2 separate regions of the Homo sapiens genome follow, and region 2 is linked to region 1. A link is an interaction called in ENCODE POLR2A ChIA-PET data of the cell type or tissue named here. Cell type or tissue: GM12878. All regions are shown on one strand.

The links. Peaks named below come from ENCODE experiments on the same cell type or tissue, not always from the same donor. Only the 100,000 strongest peaks of a DNase experiment are listed, where the experiment ranks them.
Region 2: POLR2A ChIA-PET joins it to region 1 with 5 read pairs; 2 of 35 experiments call an interaction of 5 or more read pairs at or near these places.

What each region holds. Positions count from the first base shown.
Region 1 is chr14:31,030,658-31,033,157 of GRCh38, forward strand. All of the region lies in intron 1 of AP4S1 (adaptor related protein complex 4 subunit sigma 1), which reads left to right. Among named protein-coding and RNA genes, the nearest start is that of STRN3, 5.5 kb to the left of the region's middle. In GM12878, no CTCF peak of the experiment used is centred here; DNase peaks (open chromatin) are centred at 1,119 and 2,443; H3K27ac peaks cover 20 bases.
Region 2 is chr14:30,547,522-30,550,021 of GRCh38, forward strand. All of the region lies in intron 3 of G2E3-AS1 (G2E3 antisense RNA 1), which reads right to left. Among named protein-coding and RNA genes, the nearest start is that of G2E3, 10 kb to the right of the region's middle. In GM12878, no CTCF peak of the experiment used is centred here; no DNase peak of the experiment used is centred here.

The sequences.
Region 1 (2,500 bases):
TATTTTTTAAGAAGTACTGATTGGCTACGATTTTTCAGGTGCTCTACTGCTCCCTGCTGATCCACTGTGACCCAGACACGTAATCTCTGCCTTCACAGAGTTTCTAGTCTAATTTTAGGCAAATACTTAGCACCAACCACTCTGGCTTCCTCAATATTTTGTCCTGATCCGTCTTGAAACTACCTTTCTTGAAACTTCAAGTGTGCTGCCTATTTAAAGAATTCCAACGGAATGTGACTACGTTCATTTTAATCATGGTTTTATAAATATCAGTAATGCAATTGATATGGTTTGGCTCTGTGTTCCGACCCAAATCTCATCTCCAATTGTAATCCCCACGTGTCAAGGGAGGGAGGTTATTGGATCATGGGGACGGTTTCCCCCATGCTGTTCTCGTGATAGTGAGTTCTCAGGAGATCTGATGGTTTTATAAAGGGCTCTTCTCCCTTCAATTTCTCCTGTCTCTCCTGCCCTTCATGTAAGATGTACTTGCTTCCCCTTCTGCCATGATTGTAATTTTCCTGAGGCCTCCCCAGCCATGCAGAACTGTGAGTCCATTAAACCTCTTTCCTTTATAAATTACCCAGTCTCAGGAAAGTTCTTTGTAGCAGTATGAAAACGGACTAATACAGCAGTCTTTGACTTCATCCTTCTTAGACCATAAAGTCATTTATCTGAAGGATTGCAGCCTTGTAGAAGGGAAGGACCTCTACCCCTCTTGTTCAAAACTGTACCCCAAGAGTCTGGGAAAGGGTGGATCTTCAAATGTTTGATGAATAACTCAAATTTAGACTAGACTAATATGAATATTTTTTCGTCACGTCAATCATTTTTGTTAGTTGTTACTGTCATTATACCAGTTGTCTCTTAAAGTTCAATAACCAGAACTGCCCTGAGTTTTGAAAGTAAAGAACACCAATATTTCCTCCTCTATTGGAAAAATATTTTGTAAACTCTTGATGTTGTGCTTTGGTTCATGATTCCTGATGACACTCTGGAGAGAGCTTCTAGAATCTTGTCCTCTGTAGATAATGAGCTCACCCAAGCCACATTATCACCTACAACTCACCTAACTGGAACTATCTCCCTAAACTGTGGCTGAGTCATTTCCTCTCTTAAAGCTCACGTTCGAAACTTCCTATTTGTTCTGTCCTTTCATCAGTCCTGTTCATGCCTCCTCCATGCCCATAGATTCTCCCAGTTTCAATCTGTTGCTGATAATCTTCAACAATGCCTATTTGCCAGCCTATGCAACATGGGGAGACCCTGTCTCTACAAAAAATAAAACAATTAACTGGGCGTGGTGGCAGGTGCCTGTAGTCCCAGCTATTTGAGCGCGGGAGGTTGAGTCTGCAGTGAGCTATGATCACACCACTGGGTGCCCAGCCTGGATGATAGAGTGAGACCTTGTCCCAAAAAAAAAAAAAAAAAAAAGAAAAAAGAGCTGGGCGCGGTGGCTCATGCCTATAATCCCAGCACTTTGGGAGGCCAAAGCGGGCAGATCACCTGAGGTCAGGAGTTCGAGACCAGCCTGGCCAACATGGTGGAACCTCATCTCTACTAAAAACACAAAAAATTAGCCAGGCATGGTGCAGGCGTCACCTTTGAAACTTCCTAAATAGGGTGTCTAATCTTGGACACCGTATGCTTATTCTATTTTGGACCAGAGAGGAACTTTTCGTATTTCATGTGCATGTATGATGTCAACAAAGATAGGTTAAGGAATTCCAGGCTTTTAAATAAATCAGAAGTAGATAAAACTCAAATGTCTTCTTATCAGTTATTACAATACCTGATGTTCAAAGAGTGTTGACCGGGCCTCTGAGGACTGTATAGCTCCCTGTAATTACTCACCCAGAATGTACATTTTTTTTTTTTTTTGAGATGAAGTCTCACTCTGTTGTTGCCCAAGCTGAGGTGCAGTGGTGCGATCTCGGCTCACTGCAACCTCCACCTCCTGGGTTCAAGCGATTCTCCTGCCTCAGCCTCCCAAGCAGCCTCCCAAGTAGCTGGGACTACAGGCATGTGCCACCATGACCGGCTAATTTTTCTATTTTTAGTAGAGACAGGATTTCACTATGTTGGCCAGGCTGGTCTTGAACTCCTGACCTCATGATCCGCCCGCCTCGGCCTCCCAAAGTGCTGGGATTACAGGCATGAGCCACCACGCCCAGCCTCGTACAGTTTTATATCTTGCTGACTAGGTACCTGGCATCCTTCTACCAAAGAGTTCAAATCAATTCACAAACACTAATCTAGTCATCTTTTTTGCATCATCTGCAAAGGCTATAACAAATATTCTTATCTCCACAGTGAAGAAAGAAAGCTGAAGAGCTCTTGGTCACTTCAGTAAGTACTTAGTAGAAGTTCTCACTCTTTACATCAGTGAGTGTATATGTGTATTTGGAAACTAGAAAGTCTCCCCGCACAGTTCTGCCTGCTGTCATCCTATCAATGGGTTCATTATTACTGTCTCTGGTTCTCAAATCATTTACATGTT
Region 2 (2,500 bases), 480 kb before region 1:
TTGGGCGGTCAATGGAACCGGGTGCGGCGGAGCAAGGGACGGCGCCCCTCTGGGAGGCTCGGGCCCCACGGGAGCCCACTACGGGGTGCGGGTGGCAGGGGGGGCTTAGGCATGGTGGGCTGCAGGTCTGAGCCCTGCCCTGCGGGGAGGCAGCTGAGACCCAGTGAGAATTCGAGTGCAGCGCGGGTGGGCCATTAGTGCTGGGGTACCCGGCACCCTGTCTGCAGCTACTGGCCCGGGTGCTAAGCCCCTCACTGCCCAGGGCTGGCAGTGCCGGCCGGAGGCTCTGAGTGTGGGGCCTGCCGAGCCTACGCCCACCCGGAACTCGCATTGGTCCGCCAGAGCTGTGCGCAGCCCGGATTCCCGCCCACACCTCTCCCTCCACACCTCCCTGCAAGCAGAGGGAGTCGGCTCCAGCCTCGGCCAGCCCAGAGAGGGGCTCCGACAGTGCAGCGGAGGGCTAAAGGGCTCCTCAAGCGTGGCCAGAGCAGACGCAGAGGCTGAGGAGGCGCTGAGAGCGAGCGAGGGCCACCAGCACGTTGTCACCTCTCATTATGACCCCTTGTGACAAGTCACTTCTCTCTTGCAGCTTTCAAAATTCTCTTTGTGTTTGTCTTCCAATATTTTGATGATAATATCTTGGTGTGGGTCTCTGAGTTCATCACACATTGAGCTTGTTGAGCTTCTTGGATGTTTATATTCATATCGTCCATCAAATTTGGGAAGTTTTTAGCCACTACTTTTTCAGATATTCTCTCTTTTTCTTTCTCTTCTTTTTCTAGGAATACCATAATGCCTGTGTTGTTTAGCTTTATGGTGTCACATAGGTCTCTTGGGCTCAGTTCCGTTTTCTTCAATCTTTTTCTTTCTGTTTCTCAAACTCAGTAATTTTCATTGTTCTATTTTCAAGTTCACTGATTCTTTCTCCTGCCTGCCCAAATCTGCCTTTGAATACTTCTAGTGATTTTTTTCATTTCAGTTACTATAATTTTCAGCTCCACGATTTTTTTCTTTTTAGGCTTTTTATTTCTTTAATGATTTTTCCATTTTGTTCAGACATCATTTTGTTGACTGTCATTTCTTCCTTTAGTTCTTTGAGCATCTTTAAGACAGTTGTTTTAAAGTCTTTGTCTGTCTAGTAGATCTGCCATCCAGTCTTTTTCAAAGATAGTTTATTGTTTTTTTCCTTTTGAAAAGACCATACTTTCCTGTTTCTTTGTATGCTTTGTGATTTTTTTGTTGTTGTTGAAAACTGTATATTTGCATCTAATAATGTCGTACCTTTGGAAATCAGGTTCTCTCCCTTCCCTAGGTTTTGCTGGTGTTTTGGGTTTTATTATTATTTTTGTTGCTGTTATTGTTATAGGTTGTGTCTGTGCTGAGGATCAGCCTGAGGTTTAAACTTAAGGCCTTCTCTGGTCTTTGCTGAGCCTGCACCTTCACCTGGGCGTGTGTGGTGACTTTCTAGTTTTCCTTACATATGCAGTTGCTTTTGAATGTCCTAGTCTTCAATGTCTTACTTCCATAAGGGGAGACAGAGAAAAATAACAGGAGAGAAAAGGCTCTGCCTCTTTAAATCTCCTGGATATTACTTTAGCCAGAGGAGTGGGAGGGTTTGCAACAATGGGGGTTAGTGCAACCGTAATGACCACCACCTCTTTTTCTATACCTCTGTGATCAGATGCAGCAATCAATGATCACAGCACAGATCCCCAATATTTTTAGGACATGGTCCTTTTTGCCTGTTCTGGTTCCTGCAAGCTGTGTGCAAGCTGCTCCAGAAACATATTCACAGCTGCCCACTATTGGGCTGAAGGGTGGGACTGTTATTTAAAATAACGTTATGAAACTACATGCTAACATAAATATTTGTGTTTTCTAAAACAAAAATAATTTAGTGAGAAGAATGGCATTGTTTTACCTTTATATAAATCTCTCTGGTGGATAATTTAATATAAAATCACTGGATTGGCTGGGCACAGTGGCTCATGCCTGTAATCCCAGCACTTTGAGAGGTCAAGGCAGGCAGATCACAAGGTCAGGAGATCGAGACCATCCTGGCTAACACGGTGAAACCCTGTCTCTACTAAAAATACAAAAAAATTAGCGGGGTGTGGTGGTGGGTGCCTGTAGTCCCAACTACCAGGGAGGCTGAGGCAGGAGAATCACTGAAACCCGGGAGGCGGAGGTTGCAGTGAGCTCAGATCACGCTGCCGCACTCCAGCCTGGGTGGCAGAGTGAGACTCCATTTCAAAAAAAAAAGAAGAAAAGAAAAAGAAAATCACTGGATTTTCATATCAGTTTCTGCATTCAGTCTGTTGCAATATCACACCCCATGCAGCCTCTGGAAAACTCTATTGTACACTTGTGAGAGAATATAAGTGAAAAGGCAAACGGTCTTAGTATTATTTTGAAGATAGTTTGACCTCATGAACCACATTTTGAAAATTGTTGATCTAATTCATCCTTCAGTCTAGTACTAAAAAGTCGTCTCTGTACT